2 separate regions of the Homo sapiens genome follow, and region 2 is linked to region 1. Evidence: chromatin loops called from intact Hi-C (ENCODE). Cell type or tissue: GM12878. All regions are shown on one strand. Links, peaks and the distances in the headings refer to the core of each region. The heading gives the core; the rest is flanking DNA. Region 1 has its middle 110 kb from the start of H2AZ1-DT. Region 2 overlaps LAMTOR3 (late endosomal/lysosomal adaptor, MAPK and MTOR activator 3).

The links. A loop is a pair of places that touch in the nucleus more often than their neighbours do. Peaks named below come from ENCODE experiments on the same cell type or tissue, not always from the same donor. Only the 100,000 strongest peaks of a DNase experiment are listed, where the experiment ranks them.
Region 2: it touches region 1 in a loop (3-fold over the local background); 3 of 110 quality-filtered maps call a loop at or near these places.

Annotation. Positions count from the first base shown.
Region 1 is chr4:100,057,598-100,064,627 of GRCh38, forward strand. No RefSeq gene overlaps it. Among named protein-coding and RNA genes, the nearest start is that of H2AZ1-DT, 110 kb to the left of the region's middle. In GM12878, for the core only: no CTCF peak of the experiment used is centred there; a DNase peak (open chromatin) is centred at 3,344.
Region 2 is chr4:99,881,648-99,888,677 of GRCh38, forward strand. It overlaps LAMTOR3 (late endosomal/lysosomal adaptor, MAPK and MTOR activator 3), which reads right to left. Exons shown (of 7, transcript NM_021970.4): 4 at 5,649-5,707; 5 at 3,895-4,028; 6 at 2,415-2,478; 7 at 1-420. The coding sequence ends at 347. Among named protein-coding and RNA genes, the nearest start is that of LAMTOR3, 9.3 kb to the right of the region's middle. In GM12878, for the core only: a CTCF peak has its summit at 3,610 (motif pointing left); a DNase peak (open chromatin) is centred at 3,614.

The DNA of each region.
Region 1 (7,030 bases), core at 1,271-6,270:
ACATTTAATCATAAGGAGACTTCACATAAAAACCTACATTACTCTATTACCTTTAAACAATAGGGGATGTGGCAGAATGAAATCCTCACAGGACTGGAGCTGAATAGCTGCTGTCCTATTTAAGTGGGCCACATTCTCTCTAATTTGTCACAGCTTCCAGCCCTCCCACCCTGACTTCAGATAGAGTCCTTTAGGCCTTCCTCACTCATTTACTTACACTCCCAACCCTCGTAAGTAAAAAAACAGAGTAGCCTCAATAACTGTGCAATTCAGAAGCTGATGATAAGGCATCTGCTTCGTGTTCTGCCTGGGTTTACTTTCATCTCTGGGAGCGTTCTCAGAACATTAAGACTTTCCCATGTCTCTTCTCTTCTGTTGTTTCTACCCGTGTTCTTCTCCGGGATATTATCAGAAAGTAAACACACCAAAGGAAATAAACAAAATATGCATTTCCAATATATTTTCCTTCAAGCATTCACTAAAAAACTTACTATTGGCAGGGAAGAGTGGCTCACACCTGTAATCCCAGCTCTTTGGGAGGCTGAGGCAGGAGGATTACTTGAGGCCAGGAGTTTGTGACTAACCTGGGCAACATAGTGAGACCCCCATCTTTAAAAAATGTAAATAAATTAGCCAGGTATGGCAGTGCATGCCTGTAGTCCCAGCTACTTGGGAGGCCAAGGCAGGAGGATTGCTTGAGCCCAGGGGTTCAAGGCTGCAGTGAGCTGTGATAGTGCCACTGCACTCCAGCCTAAGTAACAGAAAAGACCATATCTCTAAAAAGAAAAAAAAAACCCAAGCACCTATATCTATATTTCTAGCACAAACACACATACACACACACGCACATACACACACATGCATGCGCACATATATATGTATAAATATGCCAAAGAAATTCCACTTGTACTTGAGGCTAGCTTGAATGGAAAGTTTGAGTTTTCCTGAGTGTTGAGTACTACCTCAGCTGGGAAGACATTGTGGTTGGGCCTGAAGAATGCAGCAAAATCAAGTTGAGGCATGGAATTTATTCTGTAAGTATAATCAGTGTGGAAAAAGGTTGAATAATCTGTCTCCAGACCTTATTCTCCAGAGGAGAGGCACTGTTAAGGGTCCAAAGGCTCTCCCTGACTTCTCCTGCAACTTTTCCTTCACTGGCATTTCCATCAATAAATCTCTTGCACCTCTAGTCTTGTTTTGGCATCTGCTTCTCAGAAATCCAAATTGACACATGGTAAATGGCTAAGTATTATTAGCAGGTATCAAGAGGAATTATAAAACAATCCATGCTGAAGACCTGAGGAGGACTATGCGGGTGAGGTAAAAGAACAGCAAATGATCAAAGATCAACTTTCCTATCAGCATGGATATTTTGTCTCTAGATAGTGTAAGGACAAAAATGAAAAATAGAACAAGATACTGGTGGCTGGTCTTTGGGAGTAGTATTGGAACAAAATCTGGTGGAGACCAAGCATAAATTTATGAGGGGCTGAATGGAAATACAAGCATTAAATAATAACAGTTGGAGATGCAATATGTATAAAAGGTTTCCGTGATAATTGCCAAATGAATGTTACGGTCAATAAATGCTTTGAGTTCAGAGAGTGAGAGACCACATGGAAGTTTAGAAGGTTTTGGAAATATTTTCAGGATAGACATTTCTCCAAAAAGCTCTGGATATCACAACTGGATAAGACCTGGTTACTTTTACTGCTAAAGAAGTGAAAACAGAGGAGGTTGAAATAGAGGAGTCATTTGAATGTTAGGGAAGGTAGTCACCATGCAATATTTTGAAGACATGTTTCTTGAGTGGAGTCTCAAGACTTCTGAGGAATCGCAACTTATTTATAAAATTTAAAAACATTATGTTTTCATTTTGATGTTAATCTTAAAAAATTATTATTAATGTATTTAGGATCCCGGCATCATCTTCTGAGAACCACCTCTCGATTTCTTGGCCTCCTTTTGTATTTGTGTTAATACTTACGTTGGCACAAAACAGTACTGCTTCAGTCATAACAGGCTGATAAGAAAAAACAGAAGTAGGCTACATATGTAAATGAACCATTCCTGTGACATGCTCGTATGTGCTCAAAGATAGACAGGAGGCTGAGCGCGGTGGCTCGCACCTGTAATCTCAACACTTTGGGAGGATGAGGCGAGCAGATCACTTGAATTCAGGAGTTAGAGACCATTTTGGGCAACATGGCAAAACCCTGTCTGTGCAAACAATACAAAAATTAGGCTTGCTGGTGTGTGCCTGGGGATGTTGAGACAGCAGTGAGCCGTGATGGCGCCACTGCACTCCTGGAAACAAGAGTGAGACTTTGTGTTAAAAAAAAAAAAAAAAAAGGCCGGGCGCGGTGGCTCACGCCTGTAATCCCAGCACTTTGGGAGGCCGAGGCGGGCGGATCACGAGGTCAGATCGAGACCATCCTGGCTAACATGGTGAAACCCCAACTTACTAAAAATACAAAAAAAATTAGCCAGGCGTGGTGGTGGGCACCTGTAGTCCCAGCTACTCGGGAAGCTGAGGCAGGAGAATGGCGTGAACCCAGGAGGCGGAGCTTGCAGTGAGCCGAGATCGCGCCACTGCACTCCAGCCTGGGCCACAGAGCAAGACTCCGCCTCAAAAAAAAAAAAAAAGACAGGATTCCTTGGGGTTGGGTCTTTTGATATTTTCATCAATATGAGCTGCTGATATGATGGTTTCTCTAATTATGGGCCAGTTAAATTAAGCACATGCAAATCTCTTGAGGACAGACATTAAATTGGGAGCTACCATCCATTCTCATTTTGAGAAATAAAATATTTAAAATATTCTGTCAAGTAAGAAGCACCAATTTCAATCCGAAGTCTAAGCTGCCATTATTTTCTAGAATAGGAAAATTAGCATTTGATTTCTCTCTTGCTATGTCTGGGAGACTTATCAGAATAATACGAGAGATACTGTGGTCTTCAGTAAACTTAAGATTCATAAGTTCTTCCAATTCTTCCATTGTATTAGCTAAATGGAATTCTGTGGTAGTGCTGTCCTGTAGGAAGAAACCTATGCCCCAGAAGACACCTAGCCTCCAGGTAAAATGCAATTAGCTCAGCACAGAAAATATAATTAGCATCCTGTCCATTTTATATGTCAGATAGCTCTTGCAGGAGCCCATTCATCTCAATCCCTATTCCCGCTCATCTCCTTTGTATTGTTAAAATGGTTTTTAACCGGAACCTGTGCTGCCAGGTGGTATGCTTTCCTTTTGTTTAAATCCACTCACTGTATGTATTTCTTGAATGCTGCTATGGGCTGCTCACCAAGTTAGATGCTGTAATAAGCCCCACAGACACCGTCTCTGCCTTTGCAGAGGTTATAGCCAAATGAGAACAGAGACATGAAATGAGTAATCATGCAAATGACAAGTGTGATAGGGCTTGAGAATCTCATTACAAGGGAAAGGAAAGTCTGGGAGCTCAGAGAAAGGCTCCCAGAGGAGCACAAGGGTCTTTAACCTGAGGCTTGCCACTTGAGAGAGAAGTCACCAAGCAAAGGGCAAGCAGAAAAGCAGTGGGACGAGAATGTTTCTAGTATAAGACGGAGAGGCTGAGTGGTGCCCCAGAGTACTAGCATTTGGGGTATGGGTGGGACTGGCTGGGAACAGCTCAAGTGAGTTCTGCCCTCAGTCTCAGATCTTGAAGGGCCCTGTAAGCCTGGTAAGTATTTGGGTCTTTATTCTAAAAACAGTTGAAGGCAATTAAAGATTTTAACTTAGGAGTAATAAGATTGGCTCTGGGTGGGGAATTCATTCCAAGTGGCAGCTAATCTTTTTGGGTTGTTTGGTTTTGTTTTTTTGAACCTCCGCCTCCCAGGTTCAAGCAATTCTCCTACCACAGCCTCCCGAGTAGCTGGGACTATAGGCGCATGCCGCCACGCCCAGCTGATTGTTTGTATTTTAGTAGAGATGGGGTTTCACGATGTTGCCCAGGCTGGTCTTGAACTCCTGAGCTCAGGCAATCCACCTGCCTTGGCCTCCCAAAGTGCTGGGATTACAGGCGTGAGCCACCACACCCTGCCCTAATCTTTTTTAAGAGTGCAATCTGATTGTCATTCTCCTGTTTAAAAACATTTAGTGACTTCTTCCCGCTGTCAGAATGGCTTCTAAACTTTTAATAAGGTTTACAAGGCCCCTCTTGAACTAATCCCTCCTACTTTCCTAGGCTCATCTTTGATTATCATGGCCCCCCCGCCGCCCCTCCCCTGCCCTTTTCTTCCTACTTCTGCTCCCACCACACTCCTCCCCTGCTCCAGCCCAGGACCTTTCATGCTTTTTTTTGACCTCGACCAAGTAAATAATTCTTAGCATTTTACAGTGTGACTCAGTATGCATTTACACACATATACATATATCAGATAAAAGCTTTATGGAGCAATGGAGGAGGAATTCTAGTATTTTCCCTTTTCTTTCTTATAAATGTGGGTTTACACTTACCAAACTGACTTCATGACCCACTCTGCTCAGTAGTTCTTTCATGAGCCAGTTCTCCCTTTTTGTCTGAGACTTTGCACATGTGCTTACTTCTGAGTAAAGCACTTTCTTCCTGCTCTGCTGCTTGCCAGGGAATTCCTGCTCTACTTTCCGTCTCAACCAGAAAGTCTCAGGGAATCTTTGTTAACTTCTCAAGTCCAGCTTACGCACTATTTCTGACTTTTCGTTGCCTTCTCTCTGCCTGTTCTCCACACCTACCTCCCTTTCTTTTTTTTCCTTTTTCACAACTATTTATTGAAAGCCTACTATATGCCAGGCACTGTTCTAGGCATGGGGGTAGGGCTGCCTTCATGGGGCTCTGTGCTCAGAGGACCCCCACACTTGGTTTAACGCTCTGCTATTGCTGCCTTGAACATCTTAATATTTTTTTATCAAGGGGTCTCACATTTTCATTTCATACCGAGCCTCACAAATCATGTAGCCAATCCTGCAATGGGGGTGCAAGGTACAAAATAGACCCAAATTCCTACCCTCGTAGAGTTCACATTTTCGTGCTTACTGCAAACTCATCTCTTTCCTTAGCAGTTGTCTCAATGTACAGTATTTGACTATTTACCTTCCTGTCATCCCAACTAGTCTCTAAACTCCTAGAGGGCAAATACTCCTTTGCCCAACTATTTCCAGTGTATATTATACTGCCTGGAACCCTTTAACCTTGTATACACTAACAAGTTTATGTAGAATGAATGAATGAACAAATATGTTGCCTCCAACCCTTGTCCTATAATACATGGCTCCCTTGATCAATGCTATCCTTGAGGCTGCTTTGACAAGTTTTCGCTTGTATTAAAGCTCTGTCACTGGCTATGAAGCCCATCAACTCTGAAGTGATAACTTTAGAAGAGTTACAATTTTATGTACATTAGTGAGTTTTATTTACACTTATGATTGTGATTAATTCACCAAGCAGATGACCTCCACCAAGAATTTGAGGCCCAAGTATCATTCTCAAAGTGAGCACAGAAAGTTTGAAATGTTTTTGAGATGATTAATGACTTCAACTGGAAGAGATAAAAGCAGAGGAAGAGCATCAGGACTTGAGAATGCAGGGAAACTGAGATGAAAAGCTTGTCTTATGCTTTTTAATTCTCTTTAAAATATAACCTAGTTACTCTAGAATTTATTTGTAATAATATTGGTTCAAACTTGAAGATAGAGTTATAGGATGACTTCTTAAGATGTCATAATCATCAGTTGGGCATCATTATTTTCCTGAGGAAACCAATTTTAGTCTAATAACCCCAGTATTTAAAACTCCAGGATGTTTGTTTTTTGTCTGTATCTGGTTTGAAGAATGGCATACAGGTTATGTTCAAATACTTGAAGTTTCTGTATACCTTAAAGCACTTTTAAGGGTTAATAAAAATACATGTCCTATCCTTATCACTTACCTTTTACTGCCATCCTGTGGCAAATTTATTTTCTAGATAAAAATCCATTTGCAAAACCACGTTTTTTATTTTTATCATGGATCACGGTTTCAGATTTTATCAGTCCTCAGTTAACACAGGCACACCATAATACACACATATTTAGCAGCATTTTGCTTTACTGGCATGTTCCACAATGCAGTAGCATACAGTTTATAATTGTGAGATTTCACAAAACATTTTTCTAAAGGACTCTCCTCAATTATCTCCTTATTTCTTTCCTCAGTGGGTTTTCAGTGGATGCTTGGGCAGTAACAGTTTATCATAGCTTCAGTGAGACTTCCTTGGTTGTCTCTCTGTATTTGGAATACTTACAGATACTTTCCGCTGGAACCCAGATTTGGATTTCCTTTCTTGGATGTCCTCTCTTCTGATCTTCTAGACTTCTACTAAGTTCCAGCATTCTTATTGGCGAGATAAAAGGCACAAGCAAGATCAGGCAGGGTGCTTATGACAGAATGTGCTCATGTGTCGCCTGGTTTTGACCATCTCAGGTCAGCATCTCTGGATAAGCAGGGTCCACATGGGGCTCGGGGAGATAGCGGGCAATAGTGTCCTTGTTTGGAGTTTGACGTAGCCTCTGTGACTAGGAGGCTGACAGCAGGCAGGTTTCACAAGGGTAAGTTTTGTTCATGCTGTCTACCCTAAACCATTAGGACCTAGATTCTATTATAGTGGAAAATAATAAGTCTGAAAAATAATAACAACAATGCTAATGGCTAATCCTTTGGAGTCCTAATTTATATGCCATGCCATGTTCTAAACACTTTACATGCATTATTTCATATTTCAAACTATCCTATGAGTAGAGGCCATTATTATTCTTATTTTACAAATTAAAAAAAAAAAAGCCCCGAGTCTTACAGTGACAAGATGCCTTGTTTAAGTTTACTCAGCTGTGGACTGGAGGGCTGGTGGACCCAATGAGTGAGTGAATAAAGTGTTAGGTTGGATGCCCAGTGTATGTACTTCAGTTTTTTCTTCCTTCTAAATCATTTCCTTACAGCTCAAGGAATCTTCCAGAAGTTGCATTTTCTTTAATTTTTCTTATACCTCATTCAATAT
Region 2 (7,030 bases), core at 1,124-6,123, 180 kb before region 1:
AGCACTTAACGGCTCAAGTGGATCAATGTACCAGTTTGATTCTGATCCACTGAATAGAATCTCTCATCCATATCTGGTGACCAGACTAACTCCATGGGAGCTGTGATAGACTGAACCATTTCTGTGGTATCCCTAGATCTCACTAAATAAGAAAGACCCTACACCAGAAAATATAGCAACTGATCTATCTATAAATTACATCTATATGCTAGCTCTTTAGTATAAGTTGGAAAAAGGGGCCCTTTCTTGAGCACATGGATAAAAGTATTATTGTAGTCTAAAGATTGCTGGATTGATATTGTGTTGTTATAATGAAGATAAGGTACACACTGAAACCACTGTCAGATTAAGAAACTTCCACAACTTGTCTCAGTTCTTCAAACAATGGAGCAAGTTCCTTTTCTAGGCTGACAATTAGTCCTAAAATAAAGAGATTAAGAAAATTACATGTTAGAAAAATGTTCCTCAAAGCCTGAAACTCAGATTTCCTTATGTCCAAAATACATAGTTACCAAAAGTAAATCAGAACATAGTTTATTTCCCATGACTGAAACAAAATACAGGTTGAATATCCCTTATCCAAAATGCTGGGTATCAGAAGTGTTTTGAATTCTGGAATATTTGTACAATACTTACTATTTGAGCATCCCTAACCCAAAAATCTCAAATATGAAATGCTCCAGTGAGCATTTTCTTTGAATGCCATATTAGTGCTCAGAAAGTTTCAGACTTTAGAATGTTTTGGATTTCAAATTTTTGGATTAGGGATGTTCAACCTGTACTATAACCCTAAATAAAGCAACCAAAAACTTTGTAGTCATTAATAAGTTTATTTTCAGCATCTATTACTAAAGTGAATGAGTGAAAAATACTTATATATTAGGAAATACAGAATAAATTATATGCACTATAATTTGTTAAGAGTTTTGAAAGGAAAATCTTAATTTATACCTTACTGCTTCAAAATTTGCCTTGACTCAGAAATAATACATATGATTTTTACTAAATAAAGCATACTTTTGTCTCTAAGCAAATTTTAACAGATTATATCAAAAGATAGGTGCTTCTATATTGAACAAAGAAAATCAGAAATTTATTTTTATAAATTTGACAAAGCTAAGACATAAATAAATATTTCAAATGAAAAAATATTTTAAAAATAAATGGTAGAGTACAAAACACACTGGAGTTCAATGATGAACCTGGGAGATAAACATCTAGAAATAAGCATATCTTGCTTCTCCTTAGTTTACTAGAGTGAAAGGCTATCTGCCTCAAACAGAGCCTGTTTTATGTTCAAACAAATAAAGATCTTTCTCTGTCTTATAGAATATAAAAAGCATCTGAACTCTCAAGGAAAGGGTCCAAGTACTAAAATATTGTTCTGTACATTATCATAGTATATAACAACTGGTGACTTAGTATGTGATGATAGGTGATTTATCAAAACTCAGATTTAGTATATTTCCTAAATATACTTAAAATCTTAACACCATTACTATCCTATATAATTCAGAAAGTGTTTTTACATACAGTATTTTACAGATTCCTAAAATGTTTTGAAATGGAAGAGATCTAATAGATCATCAAATCTAAACCTCTCATTCTAAAGATGAGGTATCTAAGAACAGGCTTCAGTGACATAGCTAGAAGAACTTGCTCAGTTTGGAAGAAAAAACAAATAGAAAAAAATATATTACAATTCTCAACAGCAATCAAATCTAAAGGAGACAGACCTTTTAATAAAAATCCTACTTTATATAAAATGAAGTAAAAAAATTACAACCAAGTGAATAGTCATTATTTTACACATAAATATCCAGTGAAGGTATTGGATACAATGGAATTTTACTATTCTCTATAAAGGGTACAGCTTCCTAGCATTTGTTCTCAAATTCTTCAGTTCTCAAGAAGAGTGAGACTATGTTCATCCTATTCATGCTCTTTAAATTCTCAATCACATTCATTTTCCCCATTAGGTAAAATTTAAAAAATTCTAATTTAATAGATTGGTCTGTAACTCATCGATCATTTTAATGCGTTTTGTTGGGTTATCTTCACCTTGTTTTCTTAAACTGCTGTAATGGGAGCAAGATGTAGCACTCAGATAACATTTAATTTTCCTGTCTCCAAAAAAAAAAAAAAAAAATCACTTACCCATACACTGTCTCATTTGAACTAGAAAATAACATTGTAAGATGGAGAAAGCATATATTATCTCCATTATACAGATATGGAAACCAGGATTCAGAGAAATCACTTTTCCCAAGACATGGAAAAAAGACAGTGAAACTGGGCCACAAGTTCAAGATTTTTGGCTCTAAATCTACTATTCCTCTTAAATTAAGGTATGGTAATTAAATTAATTTTTTAAAATTAAGGATTAAAGTGATATTTAAGGTCATTAAACACACCTGTATTGGCACTGCTGCTGGCTATGAAACTCACCACCAAAGGTAAACGATTAAATTGAACCACCTAAAAAGAAAATAAGAGCCAAATAATATGTTGCATTATGAAAAGGTAGTATAACTAAACTGAAATGTCTTAATCTTTCAAAAACTTTAAAATCATCAATGTTTTAGCCCAACATTATGGTATTATATTATGAAACAGAAAGGAACTTTATATTTCAGTGAATATTTCCATAAAACAGAATTAGTGATGATCTCTTAGAGACATTAATACCATTTGGCCTGGAAAGTTTTTAAGGTGAAACCATATCTTCATCTTTTTATCTCTAAAGCCCAACAGAATATCAATTACATTGTAAGGACTTAATAAATAGTTGATAATTAAATGGATAAATGCAGTATTTCTCAGTTATTCAAGTAGTTTTATCTTCATGATATTTTCTGGTTCTTGTGTATTACTGTAATTTAAATTAAATTTAAAGTAACTTTAAATCAACTACCTTCAAAAAAAAAGAAAACTTAGTTTAAACCTAATCCTTATTGATGAAATTAAAGGTCAGATGGTTTGGTTATCTTTTACTTAATACACATTAAAATATATAACTTTTAAAATAAAAGATGGGCCTGGCACGGTGGCTCACATCTGTAATCCCAGCACTCTGGGAGGCTGAGGTGGATGGATCACTTGAGGCCAAGAGTTCAAGACCAGCCTGGCCAACATGGTGAAAGTCCGTCTCTACCAAAAATACAAAAATTAGCCAGGCCTGGTGGCACATGCCTGTAATCCCAGCTACTTGGGAGGCTGAGGCGTGAGAATCACTTGAACCTGAGAGGCGGAGGCTGCAGTGAGCTGAGATCATGCCACTGCACTCCAGCATGGGGCAACAGAGCCAGACTCTGTCTTGGAAGAAAAAAAAAAAAAGAGTAACTTACATCAATTGATTAGGAAACATCGCTCTAAAGCACAAGGAATTAATTTAGTCTTAAGAAAATGTAGCTTGAGATCAAGAGACATGCAAAAACTAAAAACTAACTTCTTTCCCACAAATAATAATCTCATTTATTACATATATATATTTCCAAAAAATGAAGGAATTAGCAGCAAGAGCAAATTTAATAAACTTTCAAGGAAAGTTTTTTTTATCTGTTACTACAACAAAAAAAGTGTGTCAGCTGAGAAATCACAGTTGTTTAGCTAACGGCACCATCTACTGGAGGTAACAGTGACCTGACATACTCTTTTTAGGATAACATGTACTTTATTAAATCACTTAATTACTTTTCCATAGTAATTATTTCCTGGTATGAAATGTGAAGAAAATTACTACATTTTAATACAACCAATTTGAAGGCTAAAATTTTACAATTTCATCCTCTTCAAAACTAAAATTGAGAACTATAACACAAACTATTTTATATATATAAAAGGCACAAAAATGACAACTGAAATCAGCAAATCATTTTATAATTATGAACTTACCTGGTAGGTGTTATAGTAACAGATGATACTTTTATTTTTGGAAAGTCCAAGTTTGCTTCCTTGGTCTGTTGCAAGGGCAAAAGTGGATAAGAAACCAGGTCGCAAAGCATGCTCTGGAGCATTGTCATTTGCCACTAGAAAAATAAGTGATTTAAATAAAAATTATGCAGAGGATATGGTAGAGAGATTTACAGCCCTTTTTTTTCATAAACCTCTTTTTAAAATTGAACACAAAGGTTATGTTTCACAATATTGAAAATCATATCACTAATGGGGTCTCATCACTAATCAGGAAAAACTGCTCAATCAAAAGTTCACTGATCACAAGTAAGAGAAAAAATGCTGACTCTCACAATTTTTTTAAATTTTAAAAAGAAAACTAAATGTTTACATTTTCTTGATATCTAACTTAAAACAGATTAATCAAGTACATTTAACTGGTTATCTGAGGACTAGGCTAGAATAAACTAATGAAAAAAGTTACAAAACTTCTGCTCTTATAAAACCCACAGCAGCAGTATCTCTCATAGATATTAACAATCTGCAGCTGGTTACCTGTTTCATGTTTCTCTCACTCATTAAAAGGTTTGCATGGAGTTTGTTATATTAATGAGTGCAGGGCTCAAGGCTTTAACACAGAGATCCTCATGAAGAATATTAGAGCTGGAAAATCTGAGATTATTTTGTTCAAATCCCTCATTACGGAATTAAGAGAAGGCAAGCAATCTGTCCACAGCCATTCAACAGCCATTTTATAGTGGGTTAGAAAGCACACTGGACCACACATCAGGAGATTATGGGTTCTATTACTGTTTTGTTACTGACTCATGTCCGACTTTGGACGGCAATGTCCGAAGATTATAAACCACAGGACCTCCTTTGTTCTTATAATGTGTTTGCCAAAATTCTCCCAGAAATGGAATCAATGTGTATTACAGAAATGTTTATAATCTTTACAAATTCATGCAGTTTATTAATAAGAATCTAAGACATAGCTAACTCTCCATTAAAACTGCTAAGAAGTCCAAGTGTCTTTGCACTTTATCACCTTCACTTATAAAATGAAAGAACTACATTAGTTGACTTCTAAACCTCCTTTCATTTCTAAAGTCTAAAATTATCTGATATATATGACAACTCCAGGTGGAAAATTGTAAACAAAATATACAGAACATTATCCAATCTTTAATCTTTGATAAAGCCACTATAGTGTCCCAATAAAACTAGGAACATCCATTCTCATAATACCATAATATAGAAATAGTAAAAATTGTCTGAATCCATACTGACTCTCTGTGACATCATGTTTACTTATGATCCAAATACATGGGTATTATCCTAAAACAACTAGCAATTTGATAAAATGTGTGTGTGGTATGTATATATATACACACACACATATATATATAGTAGGGGTGTCTGTGTGTATATCTAGCTGAATACATGCTCACTCTCATCACTTAGATTTACTAATGGTTTACGTTACACTGTAAATGTCTTTAATGGGAAATGGGTCTGTGATAAATCCATGCTTAAACTCTAGATGTTAATATGATACATGTGATATATAATACATTGTAGATTCAAATTCAACCTTCAACATACAAAAGCAAACACTTTCCCCAATACTAAGACCATCTCCCAAATTTACTAAAATGAATTTTATGTTTGCCTGCTGTACTACTCAGATGTAAATTACACACATTTTTAGTCAAAAGCAAAGAAGACATTTGCATTTAAATGTTCAGTTTTACCTTTAATAACAGGTACTCCATCTCTATCTGACACAACAATGGCATGGAGCCCTTCAACACTAGAAAAAGAAAATAGTTAAAATATAAAAAAAGTTAAAATATAAAATTTTAAAAAGTTAAAATATAAAATATTTCATTTTCTCAAACTATGCACCTCAAAGACATAATAATTCTCATGTATTTTCTGAAAAACCACAGACCCCAAAATTCTCCCAGAAATTGAATCAATGTGTATTATAGAAATGTTTATAATATTTACAAGTTCATGCAGTTTATTAATAAGAATCTAAGACATAGATAACTCTCCATTAAAACTACTAATGAATGATCAGTCCATGGTACACAAAAGCATGAAAGATTATCAGCAGGGGCTATAGTGACAAAAAACAGCCTTTTTCCTTTTTCATTCATGCAAATATTAAGCGGCCAGTATTTGTGGCACTTAATACTTTGATACTATGAAAAACAGAAATAAGCACAATCATTGCCTTCACATGGCTTCCAATGTAAAAAGTGAATGTGTTACCAATAAAATAATCTCACAATAACAAACGTAAAACTAAAACTGGTGGCAAGTGTTGTTAAAAAGTTCATAGGGATATGAGAACCTAGAAAAGAGGAGGCTGATGCAGACAGACAGTGGGCCAGAGAAGGCTTTCCTGGAGGCAGTAATACATCAGCTGAGACGTTATGGCACTAAGTGAAAAGACGTGGAAAAACTGTTCCTGGCTGAAGAAACAGGGCAAAAGGAATGCAGGCTATGCAGTAATCCTTTCAGCCATGCTTACGTAAGAAGTAGTAAGCAGAACGGTCAAGCTATAGCTCTAAAGTTAGAAAGATCTGGGTTCCAGTCCAGGCTCTGCCACTTATTATTTATGCTATCTTGGGCTAGTTATGAAACCTTTACAAGCCTCAGATTAACAATTTGAAAATGGGAATAACTGTACTTACTTAGATACTGTGAAATTTAATAATACAAGGCATGTAAAGTGTAGGCTGGCACATAATTCAAAAATATCACTTATTAACTAATACCAGTGGTGTCAATTGTGCACACTGACAATGACATAATTTATCACTAAAGTACTAAGTTATCAGTGAGAATCCCTGGGAAATTAGCAATTAAGAAACATATGGTAGAGCACAAATATACTGTGTTAAAAAATATAAGGTGACACTCCTCGACTTTCAACATTTATGCAAAACCCTTTCATTGTTAACATAAATCTTATAGTCCTGTAACTATCTTATGGTATCTATAAACTACAACTCAGAGATATGTTCAATGTCCCTACAGCAACCCGGAATGATCTATTCTTTGTGTTAACTTTAATGTATTAACTAAGGAATAAGAAATACTTATATTAACCTAATGTTTAAAT